Regions from separate parts of the Homo sapiens genome. Here region 1 is linked to region 2. The links are chromatin contacts, found by Hi-C in ENCODE. All regions are on one chromosome and are shown on one strand. Each heading gives the region's core, a stretch centred on a gene start or an enhancer-like site at or near the end of the contact. The rest is flanking DNA. Distances are from core to core; before and after follow the strand shown. Region 1 overlaps APCDD1L-DT (APCDD1L divergent transcript). Region 2 holds the start of ANKRD60 (ankyrin repeat domain 60).

Evidence for each region. Hi-C counts contacts between places; a loop is a spot of excess contacts on that map. Pooled maps may share reads with other maps.
Region 1: a loop to region 2 is called in a map with no recorded cell type, with 2.1 times the contacts of the local background. The contact joins the enhancer-like site here to the promoter of ANKRD60 in region 2. A Hi-C loop is called at or near these places in 2 of 168 maps with a recorded cell type or tissue (astrocyte of the cerebellum and heart left ventricle), 2 of 37 single-sample maps with no recorded cell type and 7 of 50 pooled maps.

Annotation. Positions count from the first base shown.
Region 1 is chr20:58,549,634-58,556,645 of GRCh38, forward strand. All of the region lies in intron 6 of APCDD1L-DT (APCDD1L divergent transcript), which reads left to right. Among named protein-coding and RNA genes, the nearest start is that of APCDD1L, 38 kb to the left of the region's middle. Within about 2 kb of position 4,343, at least 2 of the 41 ENCODE cell types and tissues checked have a DNase peak (open chromatin) inside an H3K27ac peak, as active enhancers do.
Region 2 is chr20:58,223,215-58,230,156 of GRCh38, forward strand. It overlaps ANKRD60 (ankyrin repeat domain 60), which reads right to left and starts at 5,439. Exons shown (of 4, transcript NM_001304369.2): 1 at 5,010-5,439. The coding sequence starts at 5,439.

The DNA.
Region 1 (7,012 bases), core at 3,093-5,592, 330 kb after region 2:
TTCCAAGAAATAGCTTCCAACTCCAATCAGTTCTTTTTCATTTTATTATGATAAGAACACTCAACATGAGATCTACCCTCTTAACGAATTTTAAAGTGAATTGCAAATTATCCAACCAACTGATGACTGAAAAACGAAGTGCTGAAAAGACACTCAATAAACATAGGCCACCTTGGAAATGTATTAATAATCATTATCGTCACCATGTGGCGGCTGTGGATTGAGCGTCTGTTCTGTGCCAAACACTGTGCTGAGTGCTCTGTGCCTGTTCCCTTGTTCACCCCTGCCCCAATCCTCTGAAACAGGCCTGCTCTCACCCTTAGTGGAGATGAAGCCATGGAGGCTCTGAAAGCCACACCCGCCATCACCCAGCCAGGGGCCGCCTGAGCCCAGCAAGAGTCCACCCTGGGGGATGCTGAGTCCCTGCCTCTCACCACCATGCATGTTGTCTCTGGGCTTCTAAAAAGGCTGAATGATACAAAGGTCTTGGGGAGGACCCATTATGAAAAGGGCATGTTCTTTGTTTTGGCCCCAGTACACAGCACCATCCGCCCATCATTGTCTTCCATTCAATCTCCAGCATGATCAGTAATATTTGTTAGCGGGAGAGGGGCTGGTGTGTGGGCTGCAGCCAGGCGGCAATGAAGCAGAAGCTTTACTTCTAAGAGAAGCTAATGGGCCCGGTTTAGGGGGGCACAAGCCCCTGACCTTGGTTGGATAAGCCTCTAGCACTAATCAACATTACCGGAGAAGTCTGTATGCGCTAACAAAGCATAAATATTTGGTCTCTATTGAAGGTCTCCAGGGCCATGGCACACAGCCGCCTTAAACATGCGTGGTCTACTTGCTTGTTAGGAAAGAGAAAACACACAGAAAAACAGCCCTTTGAATCCATTCTTCCCCATAGAAACAGAAACGATGTCCTGATCATTATGTCTAAAAAAGCAGTAGATACGAAAATTGGATTTGGTTGGAGCTGGATTTTAGCTGCAAATGGGTGGTTTTTAATAAAGTGCCTCATAGCAACCGATCTGTGAAAAGCTGCTACTTAAAAGCAAGTTCATATGATCTCAGAAAATGGCTCATCAGACAGGGCAGTCTCTAACTGTTTATTTATAGTCGTCTGCGCCAGATCAGATAAGCTGGTGCTCACAGAGTTGGGCGAGGGGGGGGGAGCTTCTAGAATGTACCATCCATTGGAAACTCACAGCCTCGGACTGTGGATGTGATCAGAAAACGGATCACTGACTCACACTTTTGGAAACAGGGCCCGGTGGGGTGAGAGCTATGGGGAGGTAGGCTGTGTTCTCGGGATAGAGGTTCTCCAAGTGCTCAGACCTGAGAGTTGTTTGTGAAGTCTGGGGGCTGAAGAAATAGGACTGGAGCTGGAGGACAGGCACCGGGGGCATGAATGAGGATAGGCGGATTGGGGCTGAGTCCTGCCTATGAGACGTTTTGCCTGTTTGAACTTGAGCGAATGCCCTTCCTTTTCTTTTTTCTCTATTTATTTATTTATTTATTTATTTATTTATTTGTTTGTTTGTTTGTTTGTTTGAGGCAGAGTCTCACTCTGTCGCCCAGGCTGAAGTGCAGTGGCTCGATCTCAGCTCACTGCAACCTCTGCCTCCTCGATTCAAGTGATTCTCCTGCCTCAGCCTCCTGGGTAGCTGGGATTATAGGCACACACCACCACGCCCAGCTAATTTTTATATTTTTAGTAGAGATGGGTTTTACCATATTGGCCAGGCTGGTCTCAAACTCCTGACCTCAGCTGATCTGCCCACCTCAGCCTCCCAGAGTGCTGGGATTACAGGTGTGAGCCACTGCGCCCGGCCTATCTTTCTTTTTAAAAAGACTTTATTGAGATACAATCCACGTTCCACACAATGCAACTATTTGAAGTGTAGAACTCAACACTTCTTAGTGTATTCCCAGAGTTGTGTAACTGTCACCACTGTCCATTTTGGAACATTTTCATCACCTCAAAAAAGAAACCCCATACCCTTCAGCAATCATCCCCTATCCCCCCATTCCCTCTAGCCCTGAGCAGTCTCTGTCTGCTTTGTCTCTACAGATTTGCCTGTTCTGGACATTTCCTTTGAATGGACTCATAGGGGATGTAGTGCTTTGCGTCCGGCTTTTCTCACTTAGCGCCGTGTTTTCAAGGTCCTTCTGCGCTGTGGCCTGCGTCAGGGTTCCATTCCCTTTCAGGGCAGGCCCTTTCTGGTCTTCAGATTCCTCATTGGTCACATGGGGTGAACGCTGCCACGGGCTCCCTGCTGATAACCTTCCACTGGAGGGGAATCCAACTCAAGTGTTAGTGAGGGGCTGAGCTGTGGAAATTCCCCCCCAAGGGCAACTACATCTTTAGCTCTTTATCCCTCCCTCACCCCCTTAAAATGATGGTAATAGTTGAATGCTACTGTATTTCATCCATCAGAATAGAATAGCTTTCTCTCTTCCCCCACTGGGACTCCTGTTTTGTCCCATGCAAAGCTTGGATGTGCATTTGTTTTGATAATAGCAACAAGATTCCCTCGGATTTTTTGAGCTTTCAGAGGGGCCAGGCTCTATGTTTGGGCCTTACATACAACAGCTCATATGGACCCTGTGAGGTAGAGAGTCATGGCCCTGACTGAGCAGATGAGGAAACTGAGGCTCAGAGAGGGTCAATGAAGTATCTCATATTCTCCACAGAAGGCTCAGTTCTTCTGTAAATGCCTCTGGGGTTCAAGAAACGCAGTGTTCCTGGACTTGAATTTTCCAATACAAGTCTCTGGAGTAGGTCTAAGTGGCCCTGGAGAAGCTGTGAAACCGGTCTCCAAGCACAGCACCCTGATACCTGGACACCTACGCCCCCAGGAGTACAGAGACCTTAACAGACAAGGCCAATGAGACAGTGTGACAATGGGGGTTGCAGAGGAGCTTGGCTGGCCCTGAGCAGGTGCCCAGGAGAGGGGGCCTGGCAGAGGTTCCCCCAGAGGTAACGCCTGAGTGGTGTCTTACAGCACAAAGCAAAGTCACCCTGGGGGTGGAGGAGGCCCTCTGTACATCGTTTGATTAACGGTACTTAGAGGAGGTAGGTACAAAATGCTGCGGGAGTGCGGGGGCAGGGGTGATTAATCCTCCTATAATCTGTTTGCCACAGTTTTGCTGTTGCAGGAGGTTTTGCTGGAGAGATCGATTGGGTCTTAACAGAGTGGTGAAATGGTGCAGGGACTCTGTTGCTAACTCCAGCAGAGCCTCACCCAGAGGGAGGCTCAACCCTCACAGCCATGTGGCTTCGGGGATTTCAAACCGGTGCTTCTCTTGGTGGACTGGTGAAATTTTCCCACAGAACCCATTTGTTTGATGCAGGGAGTGGAAAGGATCAGAGGAGATGGGAAGAGAACAGGAAGAAAGGGAGAGATAGCAGGAATAACTAGCCTCTTATTTGATTCATTATTAAAGAGGTGAAGGTGCCCCTTCTTCCTTACTTCCACACTCAGAGTTTCTCTCAACCCCCATCACAATCCTGTGAGGCAGATTCATGTCCCTCATTTTACTGGTAAAAAATTCAGGGGCCCAAGAAGTGGACTGGCTTGCCTAGAGTTGGGCAGGGAATCAGTGCCAAATTCAGGTCTCAACCCCAAAACTCCAAATGCTGTGCATGGCCAGAGGGGAGTAGGAGCTGGTGGTGCCCATGATGTTCCAGGAACCCCTAAGATGTGGCCTGATACAGGGGTTGTACAGATGATCTTGCCACATTGCTGGGCTGGAGGACAATTTGGGCTATACACATTGAGCTGTGGAAGCCCAGAGAAGGATGCCAGAATCTGCTGGGGCAGTCAGGGAAGGCTTCTTGGAAAGGGGATATTGAGGCTGGGTTTTGGTGGATGTGTAGGAGTCCTTGAGTTCACTAAGGGTGGAAGCTCATTCTGGGAATGGAAGCAGTATGTGCAAAGGCTCAGAGTTGGGATTGGGGGCCTTGTATCTAGAGAACAATCTGACTTGCAGAGTGGCTGATGGTAGGATGTGGGGCTAGTTCGGAAAGCAGAGGCAGCCGGAAGAAGCATCATGGTTCACAGCTCCTCCACCACCCCTGTCTGTCAGGCACTCACAAGGTAGACTTTTCCTGGGGCAGGATTTTACTGGAAGTTAGGGAACTGTTCATTGCTTTAGGGTGTTTGGAAGCTAACAATGGATTCTCCAAGGAGTGAGAGCAAAGCCACAAGCAGAAAAGGATTATGCTGTTGAAATTGTGTAACTGCCTCCCTCTGTTATTTTCTAATTAAGGAAGGGGTGAGGGGAGCCCCAAGGCTTTGAAGCAGCAAGAGAGAATTCTGAAATGTCTCCAGCCGGCCCCACGAGAGGGTCTGATTACAGAGCAGGCTTCTCCAAGTGTGACGTCACCCACTGGGCAGTGGGGATCGGTCACAGGAGTGGGATGAGGCTTCAGCGTCTAAACCATAGAACTAAAATACCTGCAACCACAGGCCCTGAGGCCACAACCCAGCGTGGCCCTTCTCTTCCTAGGGTAATGCAGTGGGCTCTGGACAGTGTCACTGGAAGCCCGTGCTGCGTGCTGGGGCATTTCAGAGGGAAGCCCCGAGTGTGGCATTCTGCTCTAGCTGTTCATCTTGGCTCTTGCAAGAGGCATTTTCTTTCTCAGGAGAGAAGCAAGATTCTTTCTGGAATAAATGTTCAGATCTACCAGCTCCACAGCTGGTCAGAAGGAGGGAAAGAAGAAAGATAGGTTATCACTCCAAAGACTTCCTCCAGCCTCATGAATGACCTGGATGGTACTATGGGCTGGTAGATTTCTGAGAGGTGATGGTGGCACCACTTAAAACATATAGCCCTGCGATTATGCCTGAAAATGCCACTCTTTGGGAGTCACTAGTTCAGCGAATCTTTACTAAGCATGCACCATGTGCCTGGCACTGTGTCAGGGACCGGTGAGGATGGTGAACCCTGCCTGTCCGCTGTGACTGTGTAGTCTGCAAGGAGAAAGCAATAGACAGATATAACAACTCCAGATTGGAATCCACTCCATGAGAGAAAGAGGGAAGCAGACAAGGGTGGTGAGAGGTACTGTGCTTTGGAGGGCAGCTGAGCTGACTCCACAGGAGGCCCAGAGGCTGCCCTGCAAGTGTGGGGAAGGCGTGCTAGACAGAAAGGGTGGCATGTGCTGAGGCCTCTGGGGCATTCCAGAAGTCAGCAGAAGGTTCCTGCATCAGGAGGGATGGAAGCAGGGGAAACATTCTGAAGGGGAGGCAGAAAGAGCTGGGAGGCCAGCTTCACTTTTTCACCAGGAATGGTCCCCAACAGGATCCACAGTGTAGACCTTGCCCCAAGAGGGTCTATATAGCCCACCTCTCCCCCTTCATGGGGAGTAGGGAAGGGGCCAACAGGTAGACTTCTCCTTCCATTTCTAAGTCTTTGCATCTTAAAATTTTGTATTCTGTAGTCATTGAAGAGGTTGGAGAATCTTTAGTTTGAAATGTAAGATGATTTCTTCAGGAAAAATGATCAGATTCCTCCTGACCTCTTGTTCCAAGGAGAATAGGTAGTATTTTATCATTGCGGCATTGTGTCATAGCTACAGCTAACACCATCTGAATGCTTGCCAATGTAACAAAGGGAAAATAAAGTGGGATGACTCAGTCTTGGGTCGTGAAAGCTCAGGAAAGTGAGACAACCACCTCCCACTGCCAGCCTTGGTACAGGGAAGGAGGAAGATGGGCAGAAGCCAGTGCCTTCCTCTTGCCCAGCCCTGATCTCCACTTAGCAGACATCCAGCTGCCCAGCCTGGGGTCTTCACCATCTCATTCACCTGTTTGGAATATTAACCAGTTTAAAAGAGCTTGGATGAGGGATGCTCTGTGATGAGCTCATTATGAAGACAAGAAGCCAACATTGAACAAAATACCTTGAGCCAAACACATTCCCTCTTTGAAGGAATTCTCAGGGCTAGCATGCTAATGAGCATTATGACCAGCCCATAAGGAGGCTAAAGTATGTAGCCTTTCTCAAATGTACTTAAGGATGAGTGCTTATTTTAAGGTACATCTTATAGGCAGGGGATTTTGTGGAAATCGGTTTGGGATACAATGCTTTAACCTGATTCAATTACCCTTTTACCTTTGTTGTCATCAAGAACAGCTTTAAAAATGGCAGTGAGCAACCATCCATTCATCCAGTCAACTACGTATCCAACCACTTATTCAAACAATCATCTGTTTATTCATTCAGTCTGCCATCCATCCATCCATCCATCCATCCATCCATCCATCCATCCATCCATACACCTATCATCTGTACATATAAGCAGGCAGCCATCCAGGCTTTCCGTACCCTGTACACAATACTAGGACTTTGGCAGACCCAAGACTAGATGTTTTCAGGGAGCTTCTAGTCTAATATAAGACTACCTCCCATACACAACCAGACTTCTGGGTGAAAAGTGATTTTTGTCTTTGAGAAAATGAAATTCTAGAAGCTAAGAAACGGGGAAAGCTCCTCTCCTTTGGGGAGTCCTTGAGGGCATTTTTCCCAGGAAAAGGGATTTGGACATAAAACTGTGGAAGCTGGAGACCAGGGATCCCAGCAGGGGACCAGTGAGAGCAGAGGGCCAGAGGTTCGACAAGGGCATGCTGGGGGAGCCATCCTGCCCCACTTCTTTGTCTCTGCTTGGCTGAGTAGAGACTACAGTACCAATAAAAGGCTGCTGTTCAGCTGCCACATTACTGGCAAGAACATCTCTAACGAGGCTTAATTCTTCCATCGGCATGAGTTTCCTTAGGTGCTGGCTTCAGAAACATTTAGTTTATTTAGAATCAGAGGCTGAAATGTGTTTGTCTTCACAGTGCCCACAGATGAGGCCCTGAGAACCTGTCTTTGGCTGCACTGGGGCTGGAAAGAAACCACTGTCCAGTATTAAGCACCATTCACCTGGGGGCCCCAGATGCTGACTTCCCAGAATATTCTACCACAGGGCAACAGAGTTGGCAAGATCTCTATACATAACCAG
Region 2 (6,942 bases), core at 4,189-6,688:
TTGGGTATTAAAGATAAACTACTACATTGGTTAAGTTAAGAGATTATCTGACCTTGAGTGCCACAAAGATAATTTTAGAAATATCGAATACAAATCTCATTTGATGGTGTCGCGTGGGTCTGTCTGTTGTTGGTAATGCTTTTCAGAAAATAAATTTGGTTCAGCTCAGATGGAAGCCGAACAAAATCACAATGCCAACGATTTATAAAATTCTGTAATTATAACTTGTCCTATTGTGAAAAGGCACATGAGTCAGTAAAGTCATTTTATGAGGCAAACTCTACAAATAGAATGACTTAAACCTGAAGTAACCAGTCATTAGACACACAGCACAATGTGGTTATACAAATCATATAGGGTAAACCAAAATACTCTTGGATAATGTCATTACCTGGCTAAAGAGGTGACAATGACAAAAAAAATGTTGGATCTTTCAAATTGAAGCGTGGGAGGGATTTTTCCACCTTGGCACTGCTGACAGTTTAGACTGGGTAACTCCTTGTGGCAGGGGCCCCTCCTCGTTGTCTGGTGTTCACAGCTTCCCGGCCTCTACCCACTAGATGCTAGCAGCACGTTCACCAAATCAAGACAATCAAACATGCCTCCAGGCCCAGCACAGTGGCTCACACCTGTCATCTCAGCACTTTGGGAGGCTGAGGTGGGCAGACTTTGAGCCCAGGAGTTCGAGACCAGCCTGGGCCACATGGCAAAAACCCGTCTCTACAAAAAATACAAAAATTATCTGGGCCCGATGGCTCACACCTGTGGTCCCAGCTACTCAGGAGGCTGAGGTGGGAGGATCACCTGAGCCTAGGAGACAGAGGTTGCAGTGAGCCAAGATTACACCACTGCATTCCAGCCTGGGCAATAGAGTGAAACCCTGTCTCCAAAAAAAAAAAAGGCTCCAGACATTACCAAATGGGCTCTGGGGGACAAAATCTCCCTAGCTAAGAGCCGACGTGATGTGAGGAGCTAATGCTGACATCCACCCCAATTTGGACTTGGAGTACCAGAGCTCCTTAGGCCTCATGCTTTCTTTATGAGCAATGCCACCAACATCGAGTCTCAGCTCCGCCCAGGTGACACAGTCTAGAGTCCAACTGAGTGGGATTCATGAGTTTTCTGGTTTCATGATTCATGGCTTTGTGCTTATGTACTAGGTACTTAGTGATTACTTGGTTCCCAGACCGAGTACCTATATTCTTTCATCCTTAGGACAGCCCTCCAAGGTAGGTTTGTTAACTCCATCTGCTGATGAGCAGACTGAGGCTCACATAGCCTGTGAACAGCCACCCCAGTGCTGGCACCAGACCTGCTTCCCTCCAGGGCCACTGACTTCTCACTCTTGGCTCTATGAGCACCAATTTGCTACCAGAAACTCAGGATGGTAGATGTCAAGAGGGAATAGTGATCAGCAAATCTGTTAATTAGTGTCCTATTTGTGGTTCAGACACAGAGGATAACCGGTAATTAGTCTAAGTAAGACAACTTGACTCCCTACAACTTTGAAAATATTGAGTAAAGCTGTGTTTTGCTGAGACGGGCAAGAGTAAAACTCCCACATGCTGAACAGCCCCTGTAGAGATCGGAGTACATTCTCTTTTTATAGACAGGCAGCCACTGCCTTGGACTTAGACAAATACTAATTATCACCAGCTAAATAAATTATCACAGTTGACAACAGACGTGTAAGGGCAACCCTGGCCCATGGATTTGCTCACCCCTTTTAGATTTGTGAAACTCAAGGTTTTCACACATGATCTCATTTGATCTCCCCCCGCCCCAAATTTTGAGGTGGGTAGGAGAGGCCTCAGAGGATTATTTATAGGCAGTAGCCCAAATTTCTTCTAATAATGAGTAGCACTTTCTGTCTTTCTTGTTTGCCACCCACAGCAAGGACTACAACAGCAGAGAGAGGTCGAGCTTCTAACAGTTGCTAAGTGCCTGTTGAGTGATAGCCCTGTGACATCAGTGTTAAGTCACCCCCTCTCTCGCGCTCCCTCTTAGCTCTCTTGGATTAATAGCCCCGCATAGCTCATCAGTGAAAACAAATGAACAGAAGGGGTGCCAGGCATTTGTAGTTGAGGATACATAATTTTCAAATTACTTGTTTGGGAACTCTTACTAAGTCCTTCAACAACTCTCCTCACTTTTAATATGTTAAATACAGAGTAGGCTCAAAACACATTTCTTTCCAAATAAAGCCTCAAAAATGCTCGAGAGCATCTTCCAAACACTCCTATAGGAAAATAAATACGTCAGGAAAAGTGCTTAACCTATTTTAAAGAGAGAAAAGGAAGGTATTTTGGCCTTCACTGTGCATTTTGAGTTTCCTGCGTCATTTCTGTCCAGAGGGGGAAACGGCTCCGAGAATTCCAGAGCTGGTTTCTCTGTGTTACGGATTAGGAAACTGAGCCCAGAAGGGCAGTGTCTGGCAGCACCAAGCCCGTGGAGGCAGGCTGCTTTCAGATCTGTCTCCATCGCTCCCCAGCCCCTGCAGTACAGCTGCAGTCTCTCTGCAATATCAGCTGTTCACATTCTCTGTGCAGCAGCAGCTCAGAGATTTTTTCTATATCTTCATTTTCTTGAAGTGTGTTGCGTTGATTTCAACCAGGTGGGGAGATGATGGAGCCCAGGGACTTTGATCCTGTTCTCATATCCTAAATATTGTAGGGAATCGGGATAGGGAAAGCCACGCCTTCGGGTCAGGGAAGGAGACTGATGGAAGGAGAGATGGGCTCTAGGGTGCCTGGCCTCCACTGGGTATCTGCCACATGGGACTTGTCTGGAGTGGGGCCCTTGGGGTCCTAATTCAGTCACAGGGAACTTTCGGTTCTGGGTTCTGATTCCAGCTGGGCTAGCTTTGAGCTCCCGATGTGAACAAGGACACAGCTTGGAATTTGGGGTTCTGATATGTACTGGGTTAGTTGCCACTATTTGGGGTTCAAACGTAGATAGCAGCATTTGCTTTGAGACTCGGGTTCCTGTGAGGGCAGTTTACTCTGGATTTGGGGTTCTGATTAAAGTAAGGTTTGCTGTCTGTTTGGGGTCCTGATGTGAAAAGGTCTGTTCTGGGATTTGGAGTCCTCGTATGGGCAGGACTTGTTTTGGGATGTGGGGATCTGATGTAGCCCCGAGTAGTGTAGCATTTGGAGGGTAGGAATCGAGCACATCTGCCCTGAGATTTGGGGGTCTTCATGGTGATAAAATCTGCTCAAAATTTGGGCTCCTGCTATATGCAGGGTTTGGTCTGGAATTTGGGGTTCTGGTATAAATAAGGTTGGCTGAAGGATTTGGGTTACATATACAAGAAAAGTTTGCTTTGAGTTTTGGGGTACTCATGGAGGCAAGGTTTTGTTTGAACCTTGACTTCCTGACATGGACATGGCCAGCTTCAACCTTGGAGTGCTGATGTAGACACGGTTTCGTATCTGGGGGTTCAGATATGTGTGGGTTTGACTTGAGCTTTGGGGTCCTGCTGTGGACAGAGTTTGCTTCATTCTTTGGAGCCCTTATGAAGATACTTTGAGGGGATTTGGGTTCTGGTATGGTCATGGTGAGCTCGGTGACTGCCTTTTAGATGTGAGCAGAGTTAGCTTTGAATTTTGGGGTCCATATGTGGGCAGGGTTCATTTTGGGCTCTGTCATCCTTATGTAGACAGAAGTGGCTAATGGATTGGGGTTCAGATGCACAAATGGTTAGTTGGAGGCCGGGGGTCCAGAATTGGGCAATTGAGGGTCATGACGTGGGTAGAGTCTGCTCTGGGATTTAGGGTTCTGTTATGGCCAGGCATAGCTTCAGGGTTTGAGGCTGAAACATGGGCAGAAGTTGCATAGAGATATATGGGGTCTTGAGGCAGGCAGCGTTTGTTTCGGATCTTGGCATCCTTGTGTGGACATGGTTGTGGAGGATTCGGGGTTCTAATAGTCACATAATTAGTCTGGCAATTTGGGATTTCAGATTTAGCCAGGTTTGTTCTTGGTTTTGGGGTCCTAAACTGGACAGAGTTTGTTTCAGCTTTGACCTCTTTGCCTGGACACAGTTGTTGAAGGATCTGGGGTTCTGAGGTAGTCATGGTTAGCCTGGAGATTAGGGGTTGAGTCTTGGGCTGGTTTGTTGATTTTGGGGTCCTGAGATGGACAGGGTTTGTTTTGATTTGGCATCCTTGCAAGACAAAAGTGGCTGGAAAATCTGGGGTTCTGAGGTAGTCATGGGTAGCCTGGAGATTTGGGGTTCAGTTGGGCATGTGTGCTCTGGATTTTGGGGTCCTGAGGTGGTCAAGGTTTGTTCAAGCCCTGGCATCCTGGGGGGGATGTGGTAGCTGGAGGATTTGGGGTTCTGAAGTAGTCATGGTTAGCCTAGAGATTTGGGGTTCGGTGTTGGGCAATTTTATTCTGGATTTGTGGGTCCTGAGGTCAGCAGGGTTTGTTTCAGGTTTGGCATGCTTGCGTGGACATGGTTGGCTAGAGGATTTGGGGTTCTAATGTTCTCAAGACCAGCATGGAGGAGGACTTGGGGTTTGCTTTGAGTTTGGGGTACTGACATGGGCAGGCTTGCCTTGGGTTTGGGGGTTCTGCTGAGGACAGGCCTTGTTTCAGACAAGTCTTACATGAACAGAGTTGGCTTTGGGACCTGGGTTCCTTATGAAGACATGGGGAGCCTGAGGGTCTGGCTTCTGGGGGGTCCTGGCTTGGACAGGATTTGCTCAGGGTTGGCAGATGCAGCCCGATCCAGGCAGGACCTGCTTGTGGATTAGGGTCCTGCTGTGGACAAGGTTTGCCTTGATTGGGAGTCCAATTTGAACGCCGTGTGTTTGAGATTGGGAAGTCCCTCTGTGGCCAGGACCCTAAGTGGCCCTTCCATCTGGGTTTCAGGGTGGTTGGGTTTCAGGGGTTTGCTTTGACATCTGGGGTTTCTCACGTAAGCAGGCTTCCCTTTGGGAATCCACTTCAGAAGTGGACAGGGTGCCCTTGCATGTGGCCAGGGAAGGAGTCAGGGCAGGAGCCACCTTCGTCGAGGTACTGGAGCCGCTGGAGGTTGAAGGGGATGCCGACCATCAGGTCCAGCTCCTCTTTGAGCTCCCGCACGGTCATGTCGCCGCGGCAGTTTGCCACTCGGAACATCTCCCCCGTCTCCTCCAGCCGCACCCGCAGGACGAAGACGTCAGGGGCCAAGTCGGGCAAGGCACTCGCGGCCTTCGGGTCACAGACGAGCCGCTGGCTCCGGCCGCGGGCACAGGCCAGGGGCTGCGCGGGGAGGGCCCGCGAGTCCGCCGAGCCCACCCTGGGCCCGCCGCACCCCTGAGCCCCGGCCCGCGCACCGCTCCTGCGTCCCGCATTGGGGTGCAGGCGAGAGGCGCCCCCAGTTGGCCCCGCCGCCCGCGCTCCGCCCGCCCCCGCCGCCGCCCGCCGCATCCCCCAGGCGCGGCCGCGCGTCATCCGCGGCTCGAGTGCGGTGGCCACGCGTCATCGCCGCCCCCGCCCTGACGCCCCAAGGCGGGCCCATGCGCCCCCCGCCCCACTGTGACGCCCAGGCCCCGCCAGGACCGCCCCCTCCAGACGCAAGGCGAGGCCCCTCCCTGCCTGCCGCCCGAGCCTCCAGGGAGACCGATGGGCGGGCGGCCCCCCAAGGTCCCGCAGTCCTTTCCCGCTCCGCGATGAACAAAGCCGCAGTTTCACGCGGCCGCGGGAGACGGTTCTTAAATAATGGAACAGGACATAAGTGCTTCCCAGAGCAACCGGGAGATTTATTGATAAATACAGAGACATCGCCGGGCAGCCACGCTCCGACAACCCGCACTGGGCCCCCGTCCCGAGCTCAGGCCACGTCCCCACCTCCTCGAAGCCTCCAAGCTGCTGTTAATGTCAGTTCTTTTCACCAGGCAAACGGAAGGGGCATTCTTGCTGCTGTTAGGAAACGGTTACCACTTCTCCGTGTCTGTTTAAAATAGGATCTTTGCATAAATTGGGATAAATCACCTGGAGGAATTACACGTAAACAAGGCTGTAAATCACCATTGCATGCATGGCCTGCAGAGTTGTAAAGTGCAGATTTTCGTTATAAAAACACTTCTAGTATGAATGAAAAAAAAAAAAAACCACCAACATTTCATAAACATGACTCCCTGCAGCCGATCTGGTCCCGACATGGGGGTGGATCCCAGAAGCGGGAGACAGCCTTCCACGGAAACTTGCAAAACTGCACCAAAATCTATCAATTTTGAAAATGCTCTTGAATTCTTGGCGGAAGAAAGATGCTGATAAACACATTAAGTGGGGAAATGCTCCCTTGAGAAAGGCTGGGTTGGCTCTATGAAGACACCTTTGGAGTGAGCTGTGCCTGGGAGAAACCCATCTGTGCTTTTCCCTTCATTCACCGGAGATGAGGCTGAGTGTTCAAGTAAACAGGAAGCTTACCTGTGGTGGTCAAATTACAAACACTCAACATGGCACCCATGAATAATTAGAAAATACAAGCGCCGAAGTGACGGGGGCGGGAGCTAGGAGGGCGAGGGGAAACAGAACAATCTTGGAAAAATCTCGGTTGTTGCAAAAAAAGAATAAAATGTATGCTTAAAAATTATTTTTACAGAGAAATTACAGCCATAAAAAATATCTGTGCATTGGAAAGGCACTCATATTATAGAAAAATGTTAACATATAAACGGAAATTGTAAAGGTTAGATTATTTACCAAAGAGTCTCTACAATCTCTCCAAGCATGTTGTGATTCAGCATGCAAATTATACACATCACAACACAAACTGAAGCTCATTTTTTTCCTTAACGGAAAATTAAGCTCTGAATAGAATACAAGATTCCAGTTGAATAATTCTACTTGCTGCTAGATCAACAGATTTTAACAAAACAATCTCAATTTGCGGGCAATAAAAAAAAATTAAAAATTGCTGGTTACCAAAGCAAAACAATATCTCCATTTACT